Linked DNA regions of Homo sapiens: all the other regions are linked to region 1. The links are chromatin contacts, found by Hi-C or POLR2A ChIA-PET in ENCODE. All regions are on one chromosome and are shown on one strand. Each heading gives the region's core, a stretch centred on a gene start or an enhancer-like site at or near the end of the contact. The rest is flanking DNA. Distances are from core to core; before and after follow the strand shown.

Evidence for each region. A loop is a pair of places that touch in the nucleus more often than their neighbours do. ChIA-PET counts read pairs that join two places held with the same protein, here RNA polymerase II (POLR2A). Pooled maps may share reads with other maps.
Region 2: a map of mammary epithelial cell shows a loop between it and region 1 (14-fold over the local background). The contact joins the enhancer-like site here to the promoter of RBPJ in region 1. A Hi-C loop is called at or near these places in 1 of 168 maps with a recorded cell type or tissue (mammary epithelial cell) and 9 of 50 pooled maps. POLR2A ChIA-PET finds 5 or more read pairs at or near these places in 2 of 52 experiments (HEK293 and WTC11).
Region 3: a map of B cell shows a loop between it and region 1 (4-fold over the local background). The contact joins the enhancer-like site here to the promoter of RBPJ in region 1. A Hi-C loop is called at or near these places in 5 of 168 maps with a recorded cell type or tissue (B cell, IMR-90, ascending aorta and 2 more), 9 of 37 single-sample maps with no recorded cell type and 18 of 50 pooled maps. POLR2A ChIA-PET finds 5 or more read pairs at or near these places in 4 of 52 experiments (CD4-positive, alpha-beta T cell, IMR-90, activated CD4-positive, alpha-beta T cell and 1 more).

Annotation. Positions count from the first base shown.
Region 1 is chr4:26,318,839-26,322,263 of GRCh38, reverse strand. It overlaps RBPJ (recombination signal binding protein for immunoglobulin kappa J region), which reads right to left and starts at 1,250. Exons shown (of 11, transcript NM_015874.6): 1 at 1,216-1,250. The coding sequence starts at 1,235. RefSeq lists enhancers at 1-794, 2,027-2,076, 3,167-3,216 and silencers at 907-1,006, 1,077-1,206, 2,677-2,946.
Region 2 is chr4:25,438,881-25,442,305 of GRCh38, reverse strand. It overlaps LOC105374536 (a long non-coding RNA gene), which reads right to left. Exons shown (of 4, transcript XR_925494.3): 2 at 560-776. Among named protein-coding and RNA genes, the nearest start is that of ANAPC4, 63 kb to the right of the region's middle. RefSeq lists a silencer at 516-625. Within about 2 kb of position 1,770, at least 9 of the 41 ENCODE cell types and tissues checked have a DNase peak (open chromatin) inside an H3K27ac peak, as active enhancers do.
Region 3 is chr4:26,991,249-26,994,673 of GRCh38, reverse strand. The region is part of intron 3 of STIM2 (stromal interaction molecule 2); the gene reads right to left. Among named protein-coding and RNA genes, the nearest start is that of STIM2, 130 kb to the right of the region's middle. Within about 2 kb of position 1,658, at least 11 of the 41 ENCODE cell types and tissues checked have a DNase peak (open chromatin) inside an H3K27ac peak, as active enhancers do; they include B cell, where a contact is called at or near this core.

The DNA.
Region 1 (3,425 bases), core at 1-2,500:
CTATTCTCAAACACTAACAGAAAAACACATATATACATCTTGAGCCTCCTTCTAACCGTCCTACGATACCCTCCAATCATCCTCAGGCAGCCTAGATTGCAAAGCTTCGACAGACAGCTGCCCTTGGCCTACGCCGTCAGGAACCAGGAGGGGGGCGGGGGCCGGGGGGCGCAAGAACCACCAAGAGACCAGATCTTTTTCCAAGGCTACTGTTTCCAAGCAAAACAACCCACGGCACTAAAAAGACGGCGATGAAAATTGGAGACGCTTTAATCCCGAGAGAAAGGGGTGGCGATAGGGGGGCGGGAGGGTACAAGAAATCCCGAGAAAAAGAGGTGCGGAGGAGAAAACTAAGTATCCCATGCATCTTTCAGACCCACAAAACAACAAACCGTAGAGTCTTGTGTGCACTTAGAAGCAGCAGATGGAGTCCCCGGGGCTGAGACAGTTCAGCAGACGTACACCGTGGGTTGTGGATAAATCAACCGATGACGGGAGAGGAAGGGGGTGCCGAGAGAATAAGCCCGTGGATGGGGGAGACAAAGCCTCGGGGGGTGATCCAGGACCATACAGAAAGGTGAGAGGGGACCCACAGGAGAAAGACAATGGAAGAACAATTAAGGCAGAAATCTGGTGCCCGGGCTGTGGCAGGTCACTGGGCTAACGACAAGAGTGTGGCACAACAAAGGGGCACGGGAGGAAGGACAGCGGAGGGGAGGAGATGGAGAGGGGATGCGGGACGCCACGGGTCGGACAAAGCGCCCAAGGCGGCGAAACAAAGGGCCGGGGGTAGAGAGTCGCAGCGGGTAGCGGTGAAAGACAAAGCGCCCGGGGCCGGGGGCACTAGCGGGGCGAAGCGGCGACAACGGCCGCGAGGAACAAAGATGCACGGGGCCCCCAGGCAGAGCCCGCTGGAGGCGCGCGGGAGGCACGGCGCCCGAGGGCCCCGCGCGCCCTGCCGCACTCACGCCCGCACCCGCCGGCCTCGCCGCCGCCGCCGCCGCCCGCCCTCACGCGCTGGAGCCTGAGCCACGGCAGCGCAGAGCGGCAGCGCACGGCCACACGCCGCCGCCGCCGCGCTCGGCGCACGCGACGCCGCCCCCGCGGGCCCCCGAACGCCAAGCGCGCCGCGGCCCCCGAACCCGCTGCCCGCCGTGAGCTGCCAGACGCCCGCAACTTTCCCGGTTCCCGGCGCTCCGATTCCCTCAGACTTACCCTGTCACAACAGGCGCCATCTTCCACAAACTCTCGCCAAAACTCCAACCCTCGCGAGATTCCCCCCGACGCCTTCCCTGGTCCCTCTCCCCCGCCCCTTCCCTTTTTCCTCACTCCTCGATTCCACCCAGCCCCCGCGCTCCCTTTCCCCTCGCCGCCGCCGCGAAGAGCCAGACGCCTCGCGCCGCCCGCAGAGTAGGGGATCCTGCTCGCTGCCTTCCCTGGAAACCTACCCAGGCGATGGAGCATGCGCAGGCGGCTCCTCCGCGGGCGAGCCCTCCGTGTGGTCCATGGGGAGCGCTCCGGTTATCCGGGTTTTAGGACGCGCTTTGAGGGACGTACGTGGAGACTGAGGAAAACCGGAGGGGATTACTACGGGGACGAGGAATGGAGGGGTCAGGAGGCGGGGCCGAGGAGAAGGGAGGAGGGGTCCTGGGAAAATGGGCTGCGTTTCACAGGCCTAGATGAAACACCTCCTCAATGGGTGTTTTCCAAGCGGCTTCCCGCTCACTCTGGGTTCCCAGCTATTTTCATTCATTCAAACGTTCCCTGGGCGCCTCCTTTATGCTAATCTCGGCGTTTGGTGCAGGAGCGCCAGAGATGTCTGGGGTTCGGGCAAGTGACACGTCGGGGACTGTCTTCATTCATTACACCCCCCCATGCTAATGAGGAGGCCCTTCCAGAGCTCCTCAAGCGGAAAACTTTTGCAGTTGAGCTCTCTCGCCTTAGCGTTCTCCTTGGGTGTGAAATGAGGTCAAGCCAAGGCCTCTAGCAAAGACACCCCTAATGGCCACCTCGCAGACACACGCCAGAGCGCGGAGTAGTTCTCTCCAGAAGGGAAAACTGCCTTGGAATTGAGAGCCACATTCTCCCACCTCCGAGTCTGCCCAGAGGACCCGATCAAAGCTCTTGCCGCTCGCGTGCTGCATGGCCTCTCTAAGACCCCATCGCAGCCACCACCGTGTGTGAGCCCAGGTGTGTGTTGAGACCACTACTGCACAGGGAACCGGGCCACCCGAGGGCCTGGCACAGCCGAGGACGCTGCCGGCTGCCCGAATCGCGCTTCAGGCGGCCTGATCCCGGAAGCCCCCGGGCAAACCTGGCCCCACCGGGCATGGAACAGCAGGGTGAAGGGCCCGAATCCCGCCCCCTCCTCCTACCTGCAGCCCCCCATCTTTCCCCTCCTTTGCTCTTTCCTTTCCTAGAGATTCCCAGATCCAGCACTGCCTCCCGCAGGGAGCCCCAAAACCCGGAGAACTGGAATTCGCCGCCCGAAACCTGTTGAAGGCGCTGCAGGATTGGCGCGGCCCGCGCGAGCGGCACTGCGCATGTACCCAATGCGGGCAGTCCAGTCTCACGCTACACCTCCTTCCCACCGCCTTCCACTACTCGGCTCAGACACAACACGGCCGTGGGAAATTTCCTAAACCTCGCGAGAACGTGCCCCTGTTGCCTAAGCTTTCGCCCCAAATCTCGCGGAGCCAAGGCAGGACAGGTGTTTGCCTAGACCAGCTCCGGGCGCCGTTCGTGCAGCGCGTGCCCGGGAGGCGGGCGGCGGGCGGCGGGCGCGGGCGGGGTGGGAAGGGAGCGGCTTGCCGCGGAGGCGGGGCGGGAAGGCGCGTGGCTGGGAGCACGGGGCGGAGGGCGGCGGGGGAGGAGACCCGCGTCTCGCACACAACACGCACACGCCCTGTGACGCTGGATGGAAGACGAGGGGTGGGGAGCCTCGAACGGAGGAAGGGGAAGCCAGGAGGTTGGAAGTCGCTGCCGGTACGGAGAGTGAGAGGTCAGGCTCTAGGGCAGGAGGAGCCCCAGGCCGATCTCCCGGGGAGGTTTCCTGTCGCCCTCCACAAGCCTGGTACTTTCCTAAAACGTGTTAGACACCGCGCCCCCCGCCTCCGGGAGCTGACAGACAGCCTCCAGAGTCGGGTTTGAGTCATGCCTTGAGTCACCTAGTCTGGCCACTACTTCGCTTACTTTGAAACAAGTTCTGATTCCTTAGCTACTCTACTTTAGCAATTGGTTTCTTTTTTTTTTTTTTTTTTTTTTTTTGAGACGGAGTCTTGCTCTGTCGCCTAGGCTAGAGTGCAGTGGCGCGATCTCGGCTCACTGCAAGCTCCGCCTCCTGGATTCACGCCATTCTCCTGCCGCAGCCTCCTGAGTAGCTGGAACTACAGGCGCCCGCCACCACGCCCGGCTAATTTTTTCTA
Region 2 (3,425 bases), core at 521-3,020, 880 kb after region 1:
CCCCCCCATCCCACCACCACCCCACCCCCCACAATCCCAGATATTCACCCAGCCTCTTCTCTCACCTCACTCAGATCTCTTCTCAAATGCCCTAACCTAGATAGCAACTTCTTCCCTCTTCCTTCCTTTCTCTCTAGCTCCTTAACCTGCCTCACCTTTCTTTGTAAGCTGTGCTGTTATGTGAAATTACCTTGCTCATGTATTTGTGTACTTGATTATTGTCTATCCTTCCCTCGCCATTAGAATGTAAGACCATAAGGGCAAGGCTTGGATGTTGATCAGCGCCCACAATGATGATGGCATATCGGAGGCACACAGTGTTTGTTGAATGAATAAATGACACCCTAACTTCCTAATATGGCACATCATCTCTCCATGATCTCTGCCCACCTCTCTAGCCAGACTTCTTGTTCCTCTCCAGAGAACACCCCAACCACACTCAACCTGACTTACAAGTCGGAGGAGGTGACCCAATCATTGACACCTCCAAGCTTTTGCACACACTGTGCTTTTGTCTGAAATGCCCTTTCCTACTTTGTCAGTCTAGGGAATGACTTACCCATATTTTCAGTTGGACTTGAGCGCCACCTCCTGATGAAGCCTGCCCAGGTTCCCACAGGCAGAGCTAAGCCCAACCCCTACACCTCTCATCTCATCTAGGTGCTTGTCCATCTGTGTCCTCTCCATCCACTCAAGGGCAAGGGCAAGGTCTTCATCTTGCATCTGCGGGAGCTGGCACAGAGCCTGGTTCATGGTACATGCCCCAGGAATATTGGCTGAATAAAAGAAACAATGAGCAGAAATCAGCCAAACCCCCTGAGTTTTATTTCTCTTAATATTACCCTTAAAGTGACAGAAATGATAATGCTAATTATCTTTAAAGCAATGCCTGAATATATGAAAGAAAAGTGAAATTTTATTTTTCTTTCTTTTTTATTTTTATTTTTTAAGGCAAAGTCTCACTGACTCTGTCACCCAGGCTGGAGTGCAGTGGCATGATCTTGGTTCACTGCAACCTCCGCCTCCTGGATTCAAGTGATTCTCCTGCCCCAACCTCTGAGTAGCTGGGATTACAGGCACCTGCCACCACGCCCAACTAATTTTTATATTTTTAATAGAATTGGGGTTTCATCATGTTGGCCGGGCTGATCTTGAACTCCTGACCCCAGGTGATCCTCCCAATATGCTGGGATTACAGGCGTGAGCCACTGTGCCCGGCCTGAAAAGTGAAATTTTCTAAACTTTCCAGGATGCTCTTGAGGCTCCTGACCCCCAAGTACTCCCTCATAGCTTGTGGGAGCCCAGGCAGAAGTCCAGGGAGTGGAGCAGGCACCAGGACCCCACCAGCTTCCTAGCAGAGCTCCACCTGAGTGTCAGGCAGAGGTGGGAGTGAACCCCACGGGAGGGGAGGTTTCAGGCTGACCCAGCTGACTCTAGGATTGAGCTTTTTCCTCTAGGAGAAACACGCAACATCCTCCGCCTTGCCCTCCTCCAGGAATTGAGAAAATGTGTGGGGACACTGCTTTCTTATCACCGCGGAGTTGTCTAAGTTGAATTTTCCCAGAGAAGTTAGCAGCATTAGTATCAGTAAAATGAATGTGCTGAATGTTCAACTTTTTCTTTTTTTCTGTCTGTTTTTGGTCTTATCAGAAACTCCAAAAATAAACATTCTTTCTCAGGCTTGACCCTCACATGGCCTTGGTGTTCCCCTTCTGAAGAAATCAAACGCAACAATGGAAGGGCTTTGCACAGCCCTGGCCACATGGCTCCCCTCCAAGGCAGGCCTGTCCTCTGATGGACGTAGGCGGCCAGCCAACTTGTGATTTAAAAGTTGGCACTTCATGTAATTGCACTAAAGAGAAAAGAGATCCTGGTGGGTAGACACAGGCTCTGGATTGTTAGAAAATTACGTTTCTCATTATAAATTGTGATTTTAAAGGCAATTGTTTCACTCCTAAAAGAGGGCAAAGAGATAACAAGACTAATGGACAGATGGGCAAAGACTAGGATGATGATGGTAGTGGTGGTTATGTTGAGGAAGAAGATAATTTTTTAAAATCAAGAGAAGTAGTGTCAAGCTTAGTGCTTTTTTCAGACCTACAGATGTGAAATCAAAGTGGCAGGCACCATGGGGATCTTTGCTAAAGATAATAGAGGCCCATCTGATGCCCAGCCTAAGGTATGGCTCCCTCTAGTGGTCAGAGGAATTTCTGCATTGGCTCCTTCACTTGTAACAGACGCTCAGGCTCCAGCTTTTGATGCAAGCCAGCCAGGAGTTGAGACTTGGTCACTGGGTTTCCAGGGTGTAATTTTTCCCACTTTCACCTCCTTCCCTATCTTCCATGGCCTCTGGCTCCCAGCCCTACAATTTTCCAAGATCTCCTTCTATAGGTCCCAAACTAACATAAATAATAATATTGATTTGTCCAGTAACCTAAGGTTTACAGTTTGCTTTTGCATCAATTATCTGAATCCTATCCTTGTAAGGTAGATGTACCCATTTTATAGGCAAGCAGATTAAGTCTCAAAAAGGTAAAGTGACTTGCTCAAAATCACAAAACTAGTTAAATTTAGCACTGGGAGTTAAACTGGTATAGTCTGAGCCCAAATCATGAGCTTTTCCATTTACATTGCAGCAGCCTTCAAAAGGGGGAAATTATATGGTTGATTTGAAATACAGAGAAGTAGAAAAATGCTATGAATTTCATCATTTTCATAAACATCACACGGGGAGAAAATGTACTTAAATGAGACTTGCCTCTAATCAAATATGTGACCTTGGCCCTGAGGGGCTGATTCATGTAGGTTCAATAGTACTATAATCTACAACTTGATTGCAAGGTTAAGGTCTACTAAAACTGTTGGTGGGAGTTAGAAACTCAAATGGCCTAGGAAAAGCAATAGCCTTTCTGTGAGCCAGGCTGGGACACACTCCCTAACATATTCCTTACTTGTTCCAGCATACCTGAGCAATAGAGAGCCTCCCTGCAGGCATCTTGTCATACAAAGGGATTTTTCAGCTATGGACATCCCAGAATAACATACAGTGACTCCAGAATCATTACTTGCAGGTACCAAAAGTTTTCAGTAAAATGGTGAATCCCAAAGTTCTCCCTGGTTTACCTTTGCCTATCTCTAGCCTTCATCCTCTTCCTACTTCCCCAGGCAAGACCCTTAAATAGGCTCTTCACAAAAAAGGATTTACAAATGGCCAAGAAACATATGAAAACATGCTCAACTTCATAAGTCATACACAAATGCAAGTAAAACCACAATGTCAACCCACTGCACACCAAAGAGAATGGCTAACATGAAACAGACAGGTAATACCAAGTCTTGGCAAATAGACGGTGCAACTGAAACACTCAGACATTGCTGGTGGGAGTGTAAATGGCGCAATCACTTTGAAAAAAACTGTTGTCATA
Region 3 (3,425 bases), core at 409-2,908, 670 kb before region 1:
TAGGTCATGAAAGGCTTTCAAGAACTCTGGACAGTTTTCTAATTTCAATAAAAAGAAGGGGAATAATCTTTTTTTAGAATGTTGTTCTTCAATGTGGAGAATAGATTGTTCATGATAAGACTAAAAATGGTCCAGTCTTATCATGAAATACGGAGAAATAAGAAGACCATTCCTTATATAATTGCCTAGACAGGAAAGGGTCATCATCTTAGACTATGATAGTAGTAGATAAGATGACAACAAGGAGTCAGATTCAGGATATATTCTGGGGATAATGCTATTAAGATGCGCTGATGAAATGGACAGGGGCTGGTAGCTAAACAAAAGCCAAAAGTACAGAGGGTGCTACCATTAACTGAGATAGAAAAGAATGGGGAGGAAAAGATTGGGGAAACGAGCAGGGGCCGGTGACAGAGATCAAAAGTTGTTTTAAGACACGTTATGTTTGAAGTATGCATTTGACATTTAAGTGTAGATAATAGAGCAGCAGTCAGATCTGCAAGTCTGGAGCTTAGGAAAAAGTGAGGTTAGGAACAGAGGTATTGGTGGGAAGTCACCAACATACAGATGATCTTTAGACTAAATGACATCAACCAGAAAAGACAGCTATTAATAGATTCTAGAAGACTGGACCTAAATCAAGAATAAAATAACTAGCATCTCTTCTCCTGGATATTTATTTTAAATTAAGTCCTTTGTATGCATTTTCTTAAGTCTTAAAAAAAACTTACGAGGTTCTAACATAATTATCTTTATTTTGGAAGTTAAAAACTAAAAAGCTAATGGAACCAACAAAGTAAGCAGCAGGACTGGATTTGAACTCAGGCAAACTGTTCACAGAACAAAACTTTATACTACTCTGAAAGTAGTAATACTAAATAACAGTAAAGATATAAACAAGCAGTTAAGCGCTGGACGCAGTTCAGAGGTTTCTGCTTATGAAGAGTAATGATGAGTTTATGCAAAGGGAAGGATGTAAGTGTGCTTACAAATGAATAGTTCTATACTGTCTGCATTTAATTTGAGGGTTAATGCTTATAGACTACAGAAGAGATCAAGGGAGAGTGAAGAAAACGTGAGCAATAAAAGCAGATCTGGGAATCCATCTGTATATAAATAAATCTGAAAAAAATCTTTCTGATAAGCTACATAAAAATATGAATTCATACTTGCAAGCAAAGCTAGGTTTCCATCAATCTGCCTTTTTTATTAAGTGTTCTTTAGAGAAAAAGCTTAAATAAACCACAAACAAAAACCAAAAACATTTAAAACTAGATGTGGTAACTGATAGTTTTATATTGAAACAAAGCCTTGACTGTTCTCCCCTTCATGTGTTCCTACCATAAAACCTGGACATGGGCCTGAGGCTGCTGTATCCATTTAACCAAGTAACAGGATGTCAGCTGAAGGTTCAGGCCCTGGGTGTTTTCCACTGAATTTAGTGCATTCAAAGTAGACTTTTTACTCTTAAGTTTCTTCCTATTCAAGATGAACTGCATTGAGAATTGCCCTGTCCTCACTGCCAAAAAACTCATGGTGCAGCTGTACCTCACACGCCCACACAAAATCCCCAGCCAAGAAAACAAGATAAGATTCTCTCTATGACTGTTCAACAGTGAAAATTCCTGATCTAAACACTTCAGCACATCAAAGTCATCCCACAATTTCCAGTAAGTCAGTACAGAAAGGAAGAAAAATCAAATGAAAAAGAACATATTAAAACTGCCCAAATCTTAGTAATACTCTGCTTAGCAAATTGAAAATTGTAGTGGTCTTGACAACGAATCTTTAAAACAACAGATCTAACAGAACCATTTATTTTGGGGGGAGATTCACTTCTCCTTTTGCTGTGGTTTCCTTGGTGATACTTAGTAAACACCTTCACTTCTCTTCTCATGACCAGGACTTGCATTTTTTATTAGCATTCTCTGTTCCAAATACTCTAGTTGTCTTTCATTTCTTAGGACAGATCATACTATGTCCTTCTTCAGGGCCTCTGTACGTGCTGTTTGCTGAGTATAAGCTCCTTTTTGCTATCCCTCCACCTTTTTGTTTCATTAAACCTTCATATCTCAGCTAAAACTTTAATTCTTCAAGTGAACCTTTCTGAACATTACTATATAACCTTTTTTTTCCTTTTTTTGTAGAGATAGGGTCTTGCTATGTTGCATAGGCTGATCTCTTGAACTCCTCTGCCTCTCAAAGTGCTGAGATTACAGGTATGAGACACCACACCCAGCCCCTGATTATTAATCCCTTAGTAGCTTTTATGCATAGCATTTAAATAACTATAACTACTTATCTGTATGATTGTTACTTCAACAACTGTTTATTTCAGTAAAGTATAAGTCTTCTGCTCATCACTCTAACCCTAGCACTTGGTATAAAGGCACTCAACAAATTATTTGTTGGATGCTGTTGAATGACGTAGAACATGTTTAATTAATAAGTCTTATGAAAATCTAATTTTACATTTTAATGGTGAGACAAGGATTTGTATGTATAAGAAATTCTTTTTTAACATTTTCTAAATTTCAATAGCTTTTGGGGTACAAGCGATTTTTCATTACATAAGAAATTCTTGATGGTAAAAGAATTACTCATTTAAGAATTATCTGGTTCCTTATTACCTGCCTCTCACTGATCTTTTATAGATGCTGTTGCTAAACAACACTTCCATCAGAGGGCAAGCAGAGAGAGATACACCATTCCTTTTAAAGGTATCTTTCCCAATCTGCAGAGCTACAGAAATGCCAGCTTCTAAAATGTTAACTTATATTGTTTCTGCTTGAAGTTGTGGCCAGTGCTACAGGTCAGTGTCTCAAAGGGATTTTTGGCAATTTATTCTAAGACTAATGAAAAGAACTCTGGAATGGAAACAGACCTGATTTTACTCCCAGCTGTGCCACTGATTCAGGATAATATCATAGCCACATTATTTAACTACAGCTCAGATTCTCTTTTTTAAATTGATGTTATACATATGTTGGGAGTACATATGGTATTTTGATACACGTATACAATGTGTGATGATCAAATCAGGGTAACTGAGATATCCATCACCTCAAACATTTATCTTTTCTCCATGTTGGAACCATTATAATTATCTTCCAGCTATTTGGAAACACACAATAAATTACTGTTAACTTTAATTTCCCTACTTTAGTATCAAATACTAGAACTTATTACTTCTACCTAACTGCATTTTTGTACCCATTAACCAACTTCTCTTCATTCCCCTCTTCGCTTCCCAGCCTCTGGTAACCACCATTCTACTCTCTACTTCCATAAAATCCACTTTTTTAGCTCCTATATCTGAGGAAGAACGTGTGATATTTGTCTTTCTGTGCCTGGTTTATTTCACTTAACATAATGATCTTCAGTTCCATTTTGCTGTAAATAACGGGATTTTATTCTTTTTTATG